Regions from separate parts of the Homo sapiens genome. Here region 2 is linked to region 1. Evidence: read pairs that join two places in POLR2A ChIA-PET (ENCODE). Cell type or tissue: GM12878. All regions are shown on one strand. Each heading gives the region's core, and the rest is flanking DNA. Links, peaks and the distances in the headings are about the cores only. Region 1 overlaps PDE8B (phosphodiesterase 8B). Region 2 overlaps S100Z (S100 calcium binding protein Z).

Region 1 (4,000 bases), core at 1-4,000:
CTCAGACAGTGTTCCTCTCCCTCTAGCAGGGTATGAAACTACTAATGGCCCCAGACCCTCATCATCACTGTGAAATTCACTGTAAAATCTTTGGAATTTTGATGAGTCAAAAGTGGAATCTGGTTATTTTGATTTGCATTTTTGGATTGCCAGAGAGGCTGAGCATTGCTGCCTGGTTTTACAGCCCATTTGTGTATTTGTTTTGAGCATTGCTTGTCCTTTTCTTGACCCTTTTTAATTGGGATGTTCGCCTGTTTTATTATTGTCTTAGTAGAGATTCAAAAAACTCTAATAAGGATGCCAATCCCTTTACTATCATATATTACTAATATTTTTTCTCAGTTTTGTATTTAAATATTTATTATGCTTTTTAATATGTTTTTCTTACTAAAAACCTAACAATCTTTTCTTGGTTTATGTCTTTGATGTTATTTTTAACAAAAGGCTTCCGGGCCCTTGAATGCTGGAAATGTTCACTTAAATTGTTTTTCAATATTCTCATGGGATTTTTTTTCTCATTTAAAATTTTAATCTATCTGGAAGTAATTTGGGTATATGTCATGATGCATAGAGCTGACTTAATTTTTCTCCATATAGTTAACCAGTTATCTCAATATTATTATTGAATTATCCATTACTTTCTCACTGATATAAAATGACATTTTTATTACATAATAAATCACATATATCGCTTTATATATATGTATAGATATGTGTAAAATTGGGTCAGTTCTAGATTTTATCTTTTTGTTGATCTCTCTGCTGGAAGCATACTATTTTGATAGTTGTATCTTTGAAGTATTATTGTCACAACTGGCAGAGCAAAATACTTGTAACTCTTCACAGTTTTATTAGCCAGTGGCTGGAATTTATTCCTCTATATGGATTTGAGAATCATTTCACAAGTTTAAAAAGTTGTGCCAGTGTATTTATAGCAATTAGTATATAGGTTAATTTGAGAGAGACTTAGCATTTTTTTAGTACTGGTTTTCCACCCAGGAAAACAGCATCTCATTCCATTTATTTCAGTCATATTTTCTGACACTCAGATAGTCTGAGTGTGCGATATGATGTGTTAAGGCACAGGTTCTGGAGTCAGAGAGTCTCAGTTCAAATCCAAGTCTAGCCATTTATTAGCTTGTATATCAGTGAAAGGTTTTCCCCAGTGAGTGGGACATAGTGTTGCTCAGTAAACATTTGTTGAAGAAATGTTTGAATGAAATAATTTATTCCTAAATTTTTTGTTTTTGCAGTTGTGAATGAGTTTTAGTCTGCATGCTTGCCAGCAATTAACATTGTCAGTTTTTTAGATTTTAGCCCTTCTACTAGGTGTGTTTTAATTAGTAATTCCCTGGTGACAAATGATGGCAAGCATCTTCTTTGGTGAGGTGTCTGTTCAGATCTTTTGTCCATTTGTTAATTGGGTGTTTGTTTTCTTAATGTTGAGTTTTCAATGTTCTTTGTGTATGTTGGATATAAGTCCGGTATCACATTTATGTTTGAAAATATTCTCTCCTCATATGTGGTTTGTGTTTTTATTCTTCCCACAGCTTATTTTGAAAGCAGAAGTTTTTAATGTTAATATAATCCAATTTACTATTTTTTTCTTTCATGGATCCTGCTCTGTAGTATAATTTTAAGCCCCTTATATCAACTCATAAAAACAGACAGGGCAATAATGTAAATTGACAGAGCACACAGTCCATAAGCAGCATCTTTCATAAAACTAAGGATTAGAGTATATGTCTATAAACTAAAAAATATGAGCAGTTAGGGCCAAACCACTGACCGTAACAAGGAAGTCTGCAGGAGGAAGCAGCTGGCAGACAAACAGACTTCTGGGGATCCCAGGGCTGGGGACCCAGAAACTTCTCTCAACACTTGTCCCAAGAAGGGGACAGTCCCCCAGGAGTGGAGGGCTTGCTGTTGATGTGAACACATTCGCTTAAAGTGGAGGGGGCTTCCCAGGCTCCAGTTGGCAAACAGTAAGGACAAATGAGAAAAGTATGCCCACAAAGCAGAAGAGAAACTGCAACCTAATATTTCAAATGAGCTAAAAGAAATTAAGAAAATGATTAAAAGTTACAAAAGAACAGGACGAATGCAAATTAAAAAAAACACAGGTTACATCATTAGACAACAGAAAAATATGAAAGGGAATTGATTACTCAGAAAAGAAATAGAAATAAAAGCAAAAAAAAATCTAGGAAAGGAAGGTCGAACTGGAAGAAATATAAGAGTGAATAAACAGTGCAGAAAGCACTGTATAGAAATTGGAAAGGAAGAAGAAAAACACAGAAATAAAGAAGACAAGAAACTATTTGAGAAGTGATAGAATGCAAGACAGGCAAAGGAGCTCCACAAATATATGATGATTCATTATATAATATATATATGATATATATAATATATATTATATCTATCTAGATAGGTCCACATATATAATACATATACATATATAACTCCTCTATATAATAGGAGCCTCTGAAGAGAAAAAACCAAACCCCGTTGTGTACTGGGAAAATCAATCCAAAAGGACAACATCAATGCATATTCTAGTAACATAATTGCACTATAAAGGAAAAAAGTCTTTTGGGGCATCTAGGCAAAAAGACCAAGTCGTTTATAAGGAAAAGAAATCAGATTGGCATCAGAACCTGAGAGCAATGCTTTAAGCCAGGAAATACTGGAGAAGATATGTTAAAGATAATCTAGAAAAGAAAAAGTGAGCCAATTATTCTACATTCAGCCAAACTGGACCCTCAAATATAAGAACCACAGACAAAACTGTGCGAACATGCCAGACCTCGGGGAATGAATTTCCCATTAACCCTTCTTGAGGAACCTTCTGACAATTACTGTGACTGGAGAAACTTTAGCATAAGGACTGGTGGTTGACACGTGAGACTTTGGGGTACGTTAGCTTCTGGTGAGACCCCTGGCTTTCTCAGAATTCCATAAGTGTTCTTGATCCAAAGACAGCTGTAAAAAGTGGTTCTATGATCCCTTGGTTGGAATACCATTTCTCCTCTGCTCAGGTGTTGGCTTTGACTCCAGTCATTTGGCTTGTGATTATTTCATATCCCTCCTTTTAAGAAGCCACACACCAATGCACCTGTAGCTTGTGTGGCCAATTGCCCACCCAAAGGATACATATCATCAGATCTCTCTAATATCAACAAGGGGAAGTCATTTGTTTCCATTGAGATTCTTTCTGTTTAAACACAGGAGAGCTCATTCAACCTTATTTAATAAGGAGAAAAAAGCCAATTAATTGGCTCACCTAACTGAAAAATCCAGAGTTAGATATGGCTTTGGGCAAGTCTTGATCTGGTAATTTGGAAGTGTTACAAAGGATCTTGTTTCTTTCCATTTCTCCACTCTGCTTTCCATGGTGTTGCTTTCGTTCTCACATGGTGTCAAGATGTTACGAGAAACAACCTCACTACACATTTCTTTTTGATAAACAGTGAGAATATTTATTAAAAGTAGAATAGCTTTTTCCCAGCATTGCTAGCAAAATCCTGGGATAAACTGAGTGGACTAGCCCAAGTCAAATGACTACCCCTAACCAATTGCTGTAGCAGTCCAAGTCACGTGACTACTCCTAACCAATTGCTATAGCCAGGAAAATGAAATGCTTAGTTATGGTTACCTGTCCTCCTCTTCTTCCTCCTCCTCCTCTTCTTCATCATCTTCTTCTTTTTTCTTCTTTTTTTCTTCTTTCTCTCCCTCCTTTTCCTCCTCATCTTCCTTCTCTTCGTTTTCCTCTTCTTCTTTCTCTCCTTCTCCTTCTTCTTCTTTCTTCTTTCTTCTTCTTGTTTCACTCTGTCACCCAGGCTGGAGTGCAGTGGTATAAACATGGCTCACTGCAGCCTCAACTTCCTGGGCTCAAGCAATTCTCCCACCTCAGCCTCCTGAGTAGCTGGGACTACAGATATACACCACCGTGCCTGGCTAATCTTTTTTACTTTTGGTAGAAATAGTGTCTCACCATGTT
Region 2 (16,536 bases), core at 4,855-8,854, 420 kb before region 1:
AGCCACTGCGGCCGGCCACAGTCATTACCTTTAAGCTCCCCCCAAATCTGATCATTTCTCCCATTCTTTGCACACTATCTCAGACCTTTACGCCCTAAGGGCTATGACTCATACCAAAATTGCAAAGTGCAATGGAAATAATTAATAGAGCAAGCAAGGTGCATAGGATAACCCTCTGTGCTATCAACAGGTGTGTCTCCCCCTCCTGGGATTTCATGTCACCCGTAAATTTGTGTCTCTAGCCTGACAGATTCTTTTTGAGCCTTTTGACATTGCCTTTGTTTCTGAAAGTCTCCTGGAGGGCAGGGGCTGAGGCTGGGTTATATAAAGATAAGCCCCTGAAGAAAGGGCTTTATAAATAGGATTTCAAGTGCATTCTGGGAATTAGAGGGCTGCCAGGTGCAGTCCTGGAGATTGACACTAAGGGGCAGCATGTACCAAAGGATATATTTAGCTCTGCCAAAGCCCAGTAGAAACAAAGAGAAAATCACCTTGCTTTTAAACCCCAAGAGCCAAGATGTAGAAGCCACATTTTCATCTCTTGAATCAAATTACAGCATTACAATTTTCAATATCTATTCTATTAGGAGTTTTACCTGCCAACTGAGTTCTCCGAGTAAATTATTTTATGGTTAAATATGATATAAATATAATACTGTTGAGACCCATATACTCTGTAAGATTTACTGATTTTAGTGCATCTATAACTTCAACAACTTAATTTGGAATTAAATAATATTTTATTCCAAATTCAAACTCTTTTTTTTTTTTTTTTTTGCGACAGAGTCTGGCTGCAACACCCAGGCTGGAGTGCAATGGCATTATCTCGGCTCACGGTAACCTCTGTCTCCTGGGTTCAAGCGATTCTCCTGCATCAGCCTCCCGAGTAGCTGGGACTACAGGCGCATGCCACCACATCTCACTGCTTTTTGTATTTTTAGTAGAGACGGGGTTTCACCGTTTTGGTCAGGCTGGTCTCAAACTCCTGACCTCAAGTGATCTACCCGCCTCAGCCTCCCAAAGTGCTGGGATTACAGGCGTGAGCCACCACATCCAGCTCAAACTCTTTATATTCATTGACATGACTGTTGTCTGTCTGTCTGTTTCTCTTTCTCCCTTTGATGAAGCAAATTTTTATGTGGAATAAAGGCAATCAAATAATTATTTGGCAGTTAAACTAGACAAGGCCAACTCTTGGGGAATCTTATGTTTCCCTCTCTGATTGATTTGTTTATGAATTCATCCATCAGTGAGGATTTCTGAGCACTTCCATATGCCTGTCCCTGTGCTAAATGCTGTGGAATGCATAGATGAACCAGATATCAACCCTGACATCAAGGAACTCATTCAAAGTGTGGAGGGTGGGGAACATACGGCAGACAAAAAAAAACGTGATGTTGGGAATGTATGGTAAGTGCAATGATGAGAAAAACAAACATAAGGTAGGAAATAGGAGAGGACAGAGAAGGCACCTATCAGAGATGGGGGGATGTGGGGTGGGTAGTTGGGAAGAGTGCAGGAAAATGTCCAAGAGGAGATGACATTTGAACTGATCTTAAAGGAGCAGATGGAATTAGCTTTCCACACAGTGTGCTCAGAACCTGCAAAGGCATGGAAGAATGGGAGCTCCCAACACCATGGTCAGTTTGCAGGCAGGGCCAACCCTTTGAATGGCCAGGAGCGTGGGTGTTGATTTGTGATTTAGATCAGCTTCTCTGACAGCAGAATAGACGTGAGAATGGAGGGGCATGGTAGAAAGTAGAAAGAGCAGTAAGGAAGCCACTGCAGTAATAGGGACCAAAAATTAAAAGGCCCCAAAGGTGGTGAAGAATGGAGAGAAGTGGACCAGTTTAGCTGGTATTTAAGAATTGTGGCTGGGTGCAGTGGCTCACACCTGTAATCCCGGCACTTTGGGAGGCTGAGGCAGGTGGATCACTTGAGGCCAGGAGTTCAAGACCAGCCTAGCCAACATGGTGAAACCCCATCTATACTAAAAACACACAAAATAATTAGCCCAGCGTGGCGGTGCCCACTTGTAATCCCAGCTACTCAGGAGGCTGAGGAAGGAGAATTGCTTGAACCCAGGAGGCAGAGGTTGCAGTGAGCTGAGATCCTGTCACTGCACTTCAGCCTGGGTGACAGACTAAGACTCCGTCTCAAAAAAAAAAAAAAATTGTGACAGAAGCTGGTGTGACCAAGGAACTGGATGTTTGAGATGACTGAGGGGATGAGTTTTGCTTAGGTCCCGTGAGATAAAGTAGAAAACGTAAAAAGACGTATTTACTCATTTCTGCTTGCCAGTGTAATTTCACAAGCCCCTGACTCTGTGTAGACACCCAGCTCTCCAGAAAAATGCTTTGAAGACAAAGGATACAGCATACAGTCCCGTGTCTCGGCTGAGTCATCGCATTCCTTAATAGGTAAATAAGCCTAATTAATGCCTTTTCCTATAGGTAACATAATGTCTGATGGGGTTAGGGATGATGCCTCTGTAATCTATACCAGATGTACTCTTATACACAAACCTTGATGTGATTCTGCTTTAATGTAACTTCTGCAAGTTTGATGTGACTTTGCATGTAGTGAACCCCCAAGGCCTGTGTAGAAGCTGCGGGTGGAGCTACCTTGCTGGAGCAGTCTCACAGAACCCCTCTGAAGGGCTGCTCCCAGGATGTAGACCTTGGTCTATAGTCCTCAGTAAGATTCCTGAGTAAAACTAGTTTTAACTTTCTAAAAGCTTGATTTTTTTTTTTCTTTAGTGGACAGTCCGAATTGAGTTTGAAAAGCTTGTGGGACATTCAGGTAGAGATGTGGTCCAGCAGGCTGTTGGATAGATGGTTCTGGAGCTTAGCAGACAGATCTGGGCCAAGAAATATAATCTTGGGAGAGACTGAAATTATAGGAGTAGCTGAGACCACAGTGGGAACAACATTTAAGAGCTGGAGAGGGGAAAGTGCTTTAAAAAATGAGGAGGAGGCTGGGCACGCTGGCTCACATCTATAATCCCAGCATTTTGGGAGGCTGGGGTGGGAGGATTGCTTGAGGCCAGAAGTTTGGGACCAGCGTGGGCAACATAGCAAGACTCCATTTCTACAAAGAAAAAAATAAAATAAAATCCTAAGCTCCTCAACTGACTGAACAGACCCTCTCTTGGCCCAGGGGACCCCAGAGAAACCTGAACAACTGAATTCCAGGCCTTGATGGGAAGAGAGGTCAGACAGGCCTCATTGTACCTCTTTCCTTTTGGGATACCAAATTCCAACCTCACTCTGGTAGCATCACATGACAGATAGCAGACCATGAAGGAAATCAAAATATTTTACCCCAAAATAGACTTCTCTGACATATTTTGAAATGGTCCTGTAAAGCCGTCTTTTATGGGGGAAATTTTGCATCTATAGAGAATCTCCATTAATGCAGCTAGGCCTTTCCAGATCTAGGAGAAATTAACTAGGAATTTGACACTTTTTAAGGTCCAAAAAGAAACATTTATCATTTATTCTCTCTGAAGGCTGCTACCTGGAGGTTTCATCTACATAAGAAGAACCTTGGCTTCCACAGCCCCCTTTATCTTAACTCAAGAATTTCTTTCTGCTGACTTCAAGTCTTTAGACAACAATGCTTAACTCTTTCAACAAATTGCCAATCAGAAACTCTTTTTTTTTTTTTTTTTTTTTAGACAGAGTGTCGCTTTATCACCCACCCTGGAGGGCAGTGGCATGATCTTGGCTCACTGCAACCTCCACCTCCCAAGTTCAAGTGATTCTCCTGCTTCAGCCTCCTGAGTAGCTGGGATTACAGGCATGCACCACCACACCCGGCTAATTTTTTTTTGTATTTTTAGTAGAGACAGGGTTTCACCATGTTGGCCAAGCTGGTCTCGAACTCCTTACCTCAGATGATCCACCCACCTTGGCCTCCCAAAGTATTGGGATTACAGGCGTGAGCCACCGGGCCCTGCCCGAAAATCTTTGAATCCACTTGTGATCTGTAAGCCCCATACCCCTGCCTTTTTGAGCCAAACCAATGTACACCTTACATATACTGATTTATGACTTCGCCTATAACTTAACATATAAAACCAAATTTTGGCCAGGTACAGTGGCTCATGCCCATAATCTCAGCACTTTGGGAGGCTAAGGCAGGAGGATCACTTGAGCCCAGGAGTTTGAGACCAGCTTGGGCAGCATAGTGAGACCTCATCTCTAAAAAAAGTAAAAAATAAAAAATTAACCAGGAATGGTGGTGTGCACCTGTGTGTGGTCTCAGCTATTCAGGAAACTGAAGTGGGAGGATTGCTTGAGCCTGGGAGTTCGAGGCTGCAGTGAGCCATTATTGCACCACTGCACTCCAGTCTGGGTGACAGCGGGAGACCCTATCTCAAAAATAAATAAATAATGAACTAAATTGTAACCTGCCACCTTGGGCATACCTTCTTAGGACCTCTTGAGACAGTTCCCTGGGCCGTGGTCACTCATATCGGCTCAAAATAAACCTCTTTAAGTATTTCACAGAGACAATGTAAGGTGGCTAAAGCCTGTAATCCCAGCACTTTGGGAGGCCAAGGCAGGAGGATCACTTGAGGCCAGGAGTTTGACACCAGCCTGGGAAACATAGGGAGACCCCATATCTACAAAAATAAAAAAATTAGTCAGGCATGATAACATGTGCCTGTTGTCCCAGCTACTCAGGTGGCTGAAGCAGGAGGATCGCTTGAGCCTGGGAGGTTGAGGTGCAGTGAGCCATTACTGGGCCACTGCATTCCAGCATGGGTGACAGAGCAAGACTCTGTCTTAAAAAAATAAATAAAATAAGGCTGGGTGCAGTGGCTCACACCTGTAATCCCAGCATTTTGGGAGGCCAAGGCAGGCGGATTGCGTGAGCTCAGGAGTTCAAGACCAGCCTGGGCAACATGGCAAAACCCCATCTCTACTACAAATACAAAAATAAAAATAAAAATTAGCCAGGCATGGTGGTGTGAACCTGTAGTCCCAGCTACTTGGGAGGCTGAGATGGAAGAATTGTCTGAGCCCAGGAGGTCGAGGCTGCAGTGAGCTGTGATGGCACCACTGCACTCCAGCCTGGGCAACCAGAGTCAGACCTTGCCTCAAAAATAATAATAAATAAATAAATAAAATAAATATTGTATAGAGTTTGTTTTTTCCATTCTGAGTAGGTGCTATGGTCATCCCCATTTAGACTAATGGGGAAAATGCAGCATAGATGCTAATTGACCAGCACAGGATCACACAACTAGTGGCAGAGGTGAGAGGTAAAGCCAGGCAGTTCATGCTTTTAGCCACCATGATACTGCCTCCCACACAGGAAAAATTTACAAAGGGTAATTACTAGGGTAGGGAATGGTGAGAGAGAATTTTACTATTTCATACTCCTAAGTATTCAAAATATTATTTTACCTATATTACTTTGACAATAAAAACTAACAATTTTTTTTTTTTTTTTGAGACGGAGTCTCACTGTCACCCAGGATGGAGTGCAGGGACGTGATCTTGGCTCATTGCAACCTCCACCTCCTGGGTTCAAGCAATTCTCCTGCCTCAGCCTCCCGAGTAGCTGGGACTACAGGCGTGCACCACCATATCCAGTTAATTTTTGTATTTTTAGTAGAGACAGGGTTTCACCATTTTGGTCAGGGTGGTCTCGAACTCCTGACCTCAAGTGATCTGCCTCCCAACGTGCTGGGATTACAGGATTGAGCCACTGTGCCCAGCCTGAATATGTTTGAAAATTTTGTGTTAGGTGTACAGTGAACACCTCCTGGGAACCTTGCAGGGAGGTTGCAGTGGAGTAGCCAGGCAGCAAGGCCAGGGGCAGATGGGATGGTTGAGGTTACATACTGACTACTTTGTTGAAGGGAAATAAAAAGGAGATCCTGGCTTGCTTTCCGTATAATTAAGTTTCAGTCCTGAGAGAACAGGCAGGATTTAAAAGCACAGTGGCCAATATCTGGCTTTGGTTTTTACATGGACTCTTTCTTTATTAAGTTTCTCTCACTTGGAAATCTGTTGTGGATTCCTGCACACACAGCTGCTCTGAGGTTTATTTCAACTTTTTTATTAGGTAATACATTCCTATAACTGAAAAAGTTAAAATCACTTAAAAAGGTGTACACTGGGAAGTCTTACTCCCAACCACTCTGTTCTACCCTTTCCCCCCTTACCCCTGACAGCTCCCAACATAGTATTATATTTTGTTTCCTTTCAGTGACTCCTTAGGTAACTGCAAGCACACATACACATGTATTATTTCTTTTTTACACAGTTGGGAGCACTGCTTTGTACCTTTCTAAATCAGTGCGTGGAGCACTTCCTCTTTTTTTTTTTTTTTCAACTGTCCTTTGGGTTAGTTTAATCTACTATGAATTTACTCCCTTGTCCTTGCTATTGGCTTTGCTGAGTCATCTCCAGGTTGGAACTAGTGTTTCTTCTTTGCTCCCCTATTTTTAGAGTTCTTCCCCATCATCAGCTTCCTAGCAACTAATTGCATTTCTATCCACACTCCCCTAAAGAGAGATAAGGCTTCCTCTTGCTTTGTCTTTGCCTTCTTATCTAATGCACCCAATGAGCACTAGCCTTCTTCAATGACCCTTGGGGCAGCAGCTCACACCTGTTCATTTTGGTGATTAAATACGGAGCAGAGGCACCTCCCTTTGAATCTCTTGTCACTGGCAATTTTCATCTTCCCGGAAACAGGTGTGCTGGGGAGAACGTTTCCCCCTCCCCCACGTATAAATGCTTATAGTTTAATGGTAAACAACCATTGACAGAGCTGTGTATCTGTTGAACAGGTAGGTATTTTCCTTCCTATTTTTATTTATTTTTAAATTCTATATTTTAGTTTGACTTTGTACCTGTTACCTGGTTGTCTTATGAATATGCTGGAGCTGCTACCTCTTGGGGGTGTAGGGATTAGCGAGGAGAAACAACTCAGCTGCGAAGTGCTTATTTGCAGCTTGCCCCAGCAAGGGTGGAACACTCTTTAATGAAAGACTATTATTATTATTAATTTTTTTTTTTTGAGACGGCGTCTCGCTCTGTCGCCCAGGCTGGAGTGCAGTGGCGCGATCTCGGCTCACTGCAAACTCCGCCTCCCGGGTTCACGCCGTTCTCCTGCCTCAGCCTCCTGAGTAGCTAGCTGGGACTACAGGCGCCCGCCGCCGCGCCCGGCTAATTTTTTTTTGTATTTTTAGTAGAGACGGGGTTTCACCGTGTTAGCCAGGATGGTCTCGATCTTCTGACCTTGTGATCCACCCATCTCTGCCTCCCAAAGTGCTGGGATTACAGGCTTGAGCCACCGCGCCTGCGCAGACTATTATGTTTTTAACAACCATCACTTGTGTGGCGAGCTGACTCGGGGGATTGTAATATTCTGTTTTAATGAAAGTGTTGGTGTTTCCTCATCTGTTTATTCTGAACAAGTGTCTTCTCCCCGGGTTTGGTGGCCTGCTTCTGGAGTGGTCAGTTCTGCTGCCGACATGCCCACCCAGCTCGAGATGGCCATGGACACCATGATTAGAATCTTCCACCGCTATTCTGGCAAGGAAAGGAAGAGATTCAAGCTCAGCAAGGGGGAACTGAAACTGCTCCTGCAGCGAGAGCTCACGGAATTCCTCTCGGTGAGTCAGGCCTTTGTAAATGCTGTATTCATTTGAGGGTAGATGAGGTGCAGATTCCAGGACAGCCTTTGGGTTCATACTGTCCTGTGATTCTGTCACAAATGCAGCCAAATTTGTACAGAGATTCAAAATATAGGGGAAGCAAACACTGGAGACGTTTGTTTTCTGTGTACATAGGCATGTGCCCTTTTTCGTGTTACCTGGGGTTAGGGTTTCTAAGTGGTAAAAATTGTATTTTTGACTTTCACCAATTAACATTCTGGTGCGGCAAAGATGTAGCTAATTATAGCCAGAGTTATAGTTATAACTAGTTACAGCTAGTTATACCTGGAGCTTGGTCCAGCTGTCTGTAAATTATGTATTGGGCCAGAGGTGAAGGGGTACTTTACCTTCAGAGGTGGGGTACTTCATGCTATGGTGGCAAATTTTCTAGTGAATGGCAAATACTTAGAGAGCTTTGTCAGCCGAGCACAGACTGATTGGGATTGATAGAAGGATGTGTTTGGCCAGTGACCAGTGGGGTAGCAAACAGATTCATTTCTCAAAATAGCCAGGAGTTTGAGAGATTAATATATGAAGCCGTACATTGTAGCGTTTGGGGCCTCCTCCAAGGAAAACACTTCACGCTGGTGTTTATAGAGTTGACTTAAACTGATTTTTAGCACAATATGCTACCCTCGTGTGATGTTATTCTCTCCAAACCTTGTGTTAAGACTACAGAGACTGTTAATTACAACACATGTTTCTCCCCACCCTCTATTTGGGAAAAGCTCTATAAAGTATTTTTTAACTTAGTCTTCACGACATTTTTATAGTGATCTTAGAATTCCCACAAACTTTTCTTTTCCTCTCATTCCGTTTGGCTACTGTATTTTTTTTTTTTTCGGAGATGGAGTCTTGCTGTGTCTCCTAGGCCGGAGTGCAGTGACACGATCTCGGCTCACTGCAATCTCCACCTCCCAGGTTCGAGTGATTCTTGTGCCTCAGCCTCCGGAGTAACTGGGATTACAGGCATGCACCACGACACCCAGCTAAGTTTTTTGTATTTTTAGTAGAGACAGAGTGTCACTATGTTGGCCAGGCTGGTCTCGAACTCCTGACCTCAAGTGATCTGCCTGCCTCGGCCTCCCAAAGTGCTGAGATTACAGGCGTGAGCCACTGTGTGGGGCCAACTTTGGCTACTGTACTGTTTAACATTTAGCATAAAAACTCAGTAGGTCAAACTTCGCACATTTATTTAATCAAGTACAATTTATAATTGTTTTAATCAAGTTGGTTTTGATCAATTAAGTTTTTCTCTGACCATTTAATGGTTAGCAGAAAATGAGGGGGGCATGGGGATTTCCTGGAGGAAATGAACTGCTTTTGGAAACACTCCTCATCAACACCAGTCACAGGAGAGGTGGGTGCTTCACAGTTCCAACCTTCGTGAACCTTGTCTTCCCTCTTCTCTTTGCTTTCCACCCATAAAATGCAGGCATCTTTATAAGACCTACCTTTCTTTGGGTGCCTCTCTTCTGTGTGTCAGGCACACTGTGCTAAGTAGGCTGCCAGATAAAATATTTTGTGTCCTATACAATACTTGAGACATACTAAAACTAAAAGTTATTTGTTGTTTATTTGAAATTCAAATTTAACTAGGTATCTAGTATTTTTATTTGCTAAATCTAGCGACCCTGGTGCTCTAAGCACTTTCAAAAGTGTGATGAAGTATCCCTGAAATGTGTGGATAGAAATTATCCTCCCAATTTTATAAATAAAAGCATTTAAAATGTTACGCGATTTGCTCAAATTCGCTCGTTGGTATTTTTCTCCTTTTTGGCTTCAAATCCTCCCTCTTTCTATGTCACTCGACTATCTCCTAGTGTCCTGGCTCTCAACCTGTGATGTCCTGTAAATGTGTTTTTAGCAACAGTCACTCACTTTGATCAGCTGCTGTTTGCTTTTCTTGGTTTCTAGGTCTGAGCCAGGATTATATGGAGCTGGGGCAGGGGGCTAGATTCGTTTAGAATTCGTGGCTGGTTTACACCTACCTGTAAATAGGTTCTTAGAAAATGTCTTTAGATGCTATAAATGGAAATTAGGAATTTAATGTAAATAAAAGGAAGATGAATTTCAATTGTCATCATGAACCTCAGAGCCAGGGAGTTAGAAATTTCCTTTCTCATTTTAGTGCCAAAAGGAAACCCAGTTGGTTGATAAGATAGTGCAGGACCTGGATGCCAATAAGGACAACGAAGTGGATTTTAATGAATTCGTGGTCATGGTGGCAGCTCTGACAGTTGCTTGTAATGATTACTTTGTAGAACAATTGAAGAAGAAAGGAAAATAAAGGTAAGTAATAAGCTCATCTAAAGGCAGAAATATATCCAAAGTTATGTACTTAATGTTCATTTATACCGTTCAGATCTATAGACCCAGTAATGTCATTTATAGCTATAATATCCAGTGCATATATTAATAATTAATTGCTACTATTGAATTATGTGCCCCTTAAAATATTGACTTTATGTAGATATTCTAAATCTCATATGCCCTACTTGAAACTTGCCTGTATTATTAAGAGGCTATATGCATCTTTTTGGTTTGTCAAAACGAGGGCATTACAAAAATTTAGCTACTTTCAAATGAGACTTGAATTTGGCAAATTTCTAAGATGGACATTCATATCCTTAAATTGTATTTTGAACTTCTTACCCTATTAAAAAAAATTAACTGGGTTTCCTCATTCTCTTGTGACTGTGTTTCAGATGGAAGGTGTGAGGGTCTATGAGCAGAAAGGCGGCTAAGCAGAAGTGCTGGCTTTTTCAGTGATTTCGTCAGGGAATGGATAGGTTCAGGGCTAGGTGGTCAAGCCGAGAGAGCTGAAGCCAGCAGCTCTTGTGAGCTGGCATATAAATACCCTCCTTTGCCCCTTGGGTTGGATAATTCTGAGGCAAGTGTTTGACACTATTTCCCACTGTTTCCCCCTGGGGCTGAGCCTCGGTAGGCCCCAAGGGAGGCCACCTTTTCTTCCTTATCTCACTTTCCTGCTCCAACCCTGAGTTTTCTGCATCTCTCAAATAAATGACTTCTACACGAACCCTGGCCTCAGGGTCTCCCTCTTGGGGAACCCAAACTATGATAGATCCTTTGGAGAATTTTAAGAAAGGGAGTGATATGATTATATTTATGCGTGTAAATGATTACCCTAACTACTGTGTAAAGAAAGGACTATAGAGATGGCAATCGTGGCAGGCAACCAGCTAGGAGGTTGTTGCTGTGGTCTGGGTAAGAGATGATGGTATATCAGACCAGCAGTTCAGCACTGGAGATGAAGAGAAGCAGCTGAATTGGTTAAGTATTTTGGAGCTGGGACTGATAGGACTTGCTGATGGATTCATAGTGAAGTGTGAGGAAAAGAGAGAAGTCCAGGATGACAAAACAACCGTTGCTGTTTGCCCATCTGATATCTGTTCTTCCTTTCTTCTATGTATCAGAACCCTGGTTTGTGCAGGGTGGCAATGTGCCTGGCTAAAAAGCCATATTTCCTAGCCTCTCTAACAGCCGGTGTGGGGCTTGTAATAGTTCTGGACAATGTGAGACAAGCAGAAGGCTACTGGGAATTTCTGGGAATGTTTTGCTATTGTAGACAAGAACCCATGTAGCTCTTTGTCTTCCACCTTGTTGAGTCTTTCCTTGTCTTTTTTTGTTGTTGTTGGGATGTGGATGTGAGGCTGGAGGTGGAACTGCTATCTTGCAACTATGAGGACCGTGGAGAAAAAAGATAGAAGGAGCCTGGGCATTGTTGTCATGGAGGAGCCTCTGCACAGCCTTGCTTGCCTGCTTCTGGTCCTCTCATTATGTGGGGGGAAAAAAATGACAGCTCTCTGGTTATCTGGTTCTATTACATGCAACCAAACACAATCTGTAAGGTTTAGGGTTTTGATCAAGCAAATGATGCCTTTTACTAAATGGGAAAGACTGAGGGAAGAATCACTTTGGTGTGAAGGCATGTGGGCAGATCAATAGCTCTGTTTAAGGTGGTATTGGACATCCAGGTGGAGATATCACATGGGAAGTTGGAAATATGATCTGGTCTGGATCTCAGGGTAAATGGGGGACTGGAGATAGAGTTGGGAGTCATTTGTGATCTTAAGCCACAGGATTAGAGGAGGTCACTCCGGATGAGAATGTGGATAGAGAAGAAGAAACGTCTGACAGTTTGCTGTAAAGAAAAGGAAGAGCCCATAAGTGATACAAAAGAGGCATGGCCAGGGAGAAAGAAGGAAAACCAGGAGAGTGTAGTGTCTCAGAAGCCTAGAGAAGACAGCACGTGGAGAAGGAAAGAGAGAAATCCATTCAGAGGTGAAGTAGGATGAGAACGAAGACTTGACCACTAGATTTGGGAAGGTGGAGGTTGTCTCACGCATCTGTGTGAAGAGACCCCCAGACAGGCTTTGTGTGAACAACATGGCTGTTTATTTCACCTGGGTGCAGGTGGGCTGAGTCCGAAAAGAGAGTCAGCAAAGGGTGGCGGATTATCATTAGTTCTTATAGGTTTTGGGATAGGTGGTGGAGTTAGGAGCAATGTTTTGCGGGCAGAGGGTGGATCTCACAAAGTACATTCTCAAGGATGGGGAGAATTGCAAAGAACTTTCTTAAGGGTGGGGGAGATTACAAAGTACATTGATCAGTTAGGGTGGGACAGAAACAAATTACAATGGTGGAATGTCATGAGTTAAGGCTATTTTCACTTCTTTTGTGGATCTTCAGTTACTTCAGGCCATCTGGATGTATATGTGCAGGTCACATGGGATATGATGGCTTAGCTTGGGCTCAGAGGCCTGACATTCCTGTCTTCTTATATTAATAAGAAAAATAAAACAAAATAGTGGTGAAGTGTTGGGGTGGCGAAAGTTTTTGGGGGTGGTATGGAGAGATAATGGGTGATGTTTCTCAGGGCTGCTTCGAGCAGGATTAGGGGTGACGTGGGAACCTAGAGTGGGTGAGATTAAGCTGAAGGAAGATTTTGTGGTAAGGGGTGATATTGTGGGGTTGTTAGAAGAAACATTTGTCGTATAGAATGATTGGTGATGGCCTGGATGCGGTTTTGTATGAATTGAGAAACTAAATGAAAGACACAAGGTCCAAATAAGAGAAGGAGAAAAACAGATATTAAAGGACTAAGAATTGGGAGTACCCAGGACATCCAATTACAGAGTGTCCAAGGGAGTTCAGCATAATTATTTGCTTGGTTGTTGAGTTTTTGGGTGCTATCCTTGAGTTTTTTTATGTTGTCATATACCAGGCCAGATTGATTTAGGTAAAAACAACACTCTTCATTTAAAAATATACAGAGTCCCCTTTTTTTCTTCATTTAAAAATATACAAGAGTACCCCTTTTTTAGTCAGGGCCTCGGGAATTTTGGAGGAAAGAGAAAAGCAAAGCCAGCAATTGTTTGTTAAAGAAGGATTAGAAATGGCTAGGAGAGAGTGACTGAGACTGATATAGTGTGGTGGAGATAGCTGGGGAGAGGTAGAGAGTGGCATAAAAATGGGGACAAGAATAAGAGCAAGTATAAAAGTAAAGAATAGGACTTCATCAGGGTGAAAGTATTGGAGTGTACTTTGTCACTGAAGAACTTCTATCCACTTAAAGAGAGACTTAAGGGTGGCAGTTTGAGGTAAAACCTGGAGCCACTAAATACCAAGAGCCTGAGAAACTGCTTGGGTGATTTGACTAATAAAGGCCGGTCTGTTATTGGACTGTATAGAAGTGGGAAGGCCAAACCAAGGAATTATGTTTGACAGAAGGGAAGAAATTACCACGGTGGCCTTCTCAGACCCTGTGGGAAAGGCCTCTACCCACCCAGTGAAAGTGTCTACCCAGACCAAGAGGTATTTTAGTTTCCTGATTTGAGGCATGTGAGTAAAGTCAATTTGCCAGTCCTGGGCGGGGGCAAATCCCCGAGCTTGATGTGTAGGGAAGGGAGGCAGCCTGAACAATCCCTGAGGAGTAGTAGTAGAATAGCAGATGGAACACTGAGAAGTGATTTCCTTAAGGACAGATTTCCATGATGGAAAGGAAATGAGAAGTTCTAAGAGGCGGGCTAGCTGCTTGTAACCTACATGGAAGAGGTTATGAAATGACGATAGACTAGAATGGGCTTGTGAGGCTGGAAGGAGATATTTTCCTTGGTCCAAGAACCATTTGCCTTGTGTGGGAAGAGATTGATAGGTGGAAGTTTCAGTGGGGGAATAGGTGAGAATGACCAGATGAGAAGGAGAAAAACTGCCATGAGGGTTAGAAGTTGGAACTCTAGCTGCTTTTTTAGCTACCTTGTCAGCATAAGCATTGCCCTGAGTGATGGCATCTTATGCCTTTTGATGGCCTTTGCAGTGAATGACTTCAGCTTCCTTTGGAAGTAAAGCGGCCTTGAGAAGAGTTTTTATTAAAGAGGCATTAATGATGGAGGACCCTTGCATAGTGAGGAAACCTCTTTCAGCCCTTATAACAGCATGGTGGTGCAGGATATGGAAGGCATATTTACAGTCAGTATAAATATTGACGCGTAGTCCCTTTGCAAGAGTGAGGGCTTGAGTTAAGACAATGAGTTTGGCTTGCTGAGAGGTAGTGGAGGGGGGCAGAAATTATATGCGTCAGGTGTGAGGAAGAAAATAGATTTTGGAAGTTATGAGAACTATAGAGAGTGAGTTGAGCACAGTTTGTGATTTTGAGGGCCTCTAAAAGTATTAAGGCAGCGGCAGCCACTGCACACAGACATGAAGGCTAGGCTAAAACAGTAAGGTCAAGTTGTTTGGATAAAAAGGCTACAGGGCGCAGTCCCAGCTCTTGTGTAAAAATTCCGACTGCACAGCCCTGCACTTTGGCTGTGTGTAATGAAAAAGGATTGGGATGAGTTAGGGAGAGCTAGTGTGGGGGCAGCTTCTAGGGCTGTTTTTAAGGAACGGAAAGGAGTGGCAAAAGGATTTAGGATCTGTGGGGTCAGCTAGGTTTCCTTTTGTGAGTTTATATAATGGTTTTGTTAGGATGGCAAAACCAGTATCCAAAGGCAAAAGTATCCAACCATGCCCAGGAAGGAAAGGAGTTGTTGTTTTGTAGAAGGCATTGGGGTTTGGGAGATTAGTCAGACGTGATCAGCAGGGAGAGCATGTGTATTTTCATGAAGAATTATGTCGAGATAGGTAATGGATGAGGAAGAAATTTGGGCTTGACTGAAGTAATGGGGGCTGTCCGTGAAGCCTTGTGGCAGTACAGCCCAGGTAATTTGTGAGTCTAATGGGTGTCAGGGTCAGTCCAAGTGAAAGCAAAGAGAGTCTAGGATGAAGGGTGCAAGGAATAGTAAAGAAAGCATGTTTGAGATCCAGAACAGAATAAGGGGTTATGGAGGGGTTGTGGAGGGTGGTATTGAGGATAGGAGAGTATATGGGTTTGGCACCATGGGGTGGATAGGCAAGACAATTTGGTTGATAAGGCGCAGATCCTGAACTAAGGTAAGGCTTGTCTTGTTTTAGGACAGGTAAAATGGGGGAATTGTAGGGAGAGTTTACAGGCTTTAAAAGGCCATGCTGTAACAGGCAAGTGATAACAGGCTTTAATCCTTTTAAAGCATGCTGTGGGATGGGATATTGGCATTGAGTGGGGTAAGGGTGATTAGGTTTTAATGGGATGGTAAGGGGTGCATCATTTGTCACCAAGGAGGGAGTAGAGGTATCCCATACTTGTGGGTTAAGGTAGGGGGATACGAGAGGAGGATGCAAAGGAGGCTTTGAACTGGGGAAAAGGGTGGCAATGAGGTGTGCTTGTAGCCTAGGAATAGTCAGGGAAGCAGATAATTTAGTTAAAATGTCTCGACCTAATAAGAGAGCTGGGCAGGTGGGGATAACTAAAATGAGTGCATAAAAGAATATTGTCCAAGTTGGCACCAGAGTTGGGGAGTTTTAAGAGGTTTAGAAGCCTGGCCGTCAATACCAACAACAGTTATGGAGGCAAGGGAAACAGGCCTTTGAAAAGAAGGTAATGTGGAGTTGGTAGCCTCCTTATTGATTAAGAAGGAGACGGACTTACCCTCCACTGTAAGAGTTACCCAAAGGGTCTGTGATGGTCCAGGGGGCTTCCGAGGTGATCAGGCAGCGTCAGTCTTTAGCCACTAAGCTGAGAATATCTGGGAATGAGTCAGTCAGAGAGCCTTGGGCCAGAGTTCCAGGGGCTCCGGGAGTGGCTGCCAGGTGAGTTGGACAGTCCGATTTCCACTGGGGTCCCGCACAGATGGGACATGGCTTAGGAGGAGTCCCAGGCTGCGGGCATTGCTTGGCCCAGTGGCCAGATTTCCAGCACTTGTAGCAAGCTCCTGGGGAAGGAGTTTCTGGAGGAACCCCTGGCAGTGGCGGTTCAGGTGTTTGGAGTTCTTGTGTGCTGGAGATGTGGCTGGGGTTTGTCTCACAGTGGAGGCAAGGAATTGCAACTCAGAAATACATTGCTACTTGGCTGCCTCTACTCTATTATTGTACACCTTGAAGCGAGGTTAATTAAGTCCTGTTGTGGGGTTCGAGGGCCGAATTTAATTTTTGGAGCTTTATTTAATGTTGGGAGCAAATTGGTTAATAAAATAAAATGCATATTGAGATTAAGACGGCCTTCTGGCCCCTCTGGGTCTAGGGCAGTAAAGTGTCTCAGGGTTGCTGCTAAGAGGGCCATGAACTGGGCTGGGCTTTCGTCTTTACCTCGGGTAGTTTCTTTAAGTTTGTCATAACAGCTTTGTAAGCTGCCTTTTTAAGCCCTTTAACTAGGCAGGAAACCATGTAATCTCGCCTAGCTATACCTGGGGAATCTGCCTGATAGTTCCATTGGGATCTTCTCGGGGAACTGCTCTAATGCCTTCCTGGAGGTCTGGCTC

Evidence for each region. Peaks named below come from ENCODE experiments on the same cell type or tissue, not always from the same donor. Only the 100,000 strongest peaks of a DNase experiment are listed, where the experiment ranks them.
Region 2: POLR2A ChIA-PET joins it to region 1 with 8 read pairs; 1 of 35 experiments calls an interaction of 5 or more read pairs at or near these places.

Annotation. Positions count from the first base shown.
Region 1 is chr5:77,292,468-77,296,467 of GRCh38, forward strand. All of the region lies in intron 1 of PDE8B (phosphodiesterase 8B), which reads left to right. Among named protein-coding and RNA genes, the nearest start is that of PDE8B, 84 kb to the left of the region's middle. In GM12878, for the core only: no CTCF peak of the experiment used is centred there; a DNase peak (open chromatin) is centred at 1,944.
Region 2 is chr5:76,867,865-76,884,400 of GRCh38, forward strand. S100Z (S100 calcium binding protein Z) reads left to right here. Exons shown (of 5, transcript NM_130772.4): 2 at 2,302-2,420; 3 at 7,440-7,636; 4 at 9,810-9,970. The coding sequence starts at 7,496. The coding sequence ends at 9,968. Among named protein-coding and RNA genes, the nearest start is that of S100Z, 26 kb to the left of the region's middle. RefSeq lists an enhancer at 2,484-3,181. In GM12878, for the core only: no CTCF peak of the experiment used is centred there; a DNase peak (open chromatin) is centred at 6,407; H3K4me3 peaks cover 720 bases; H3K27ac peaks cover 798 bases.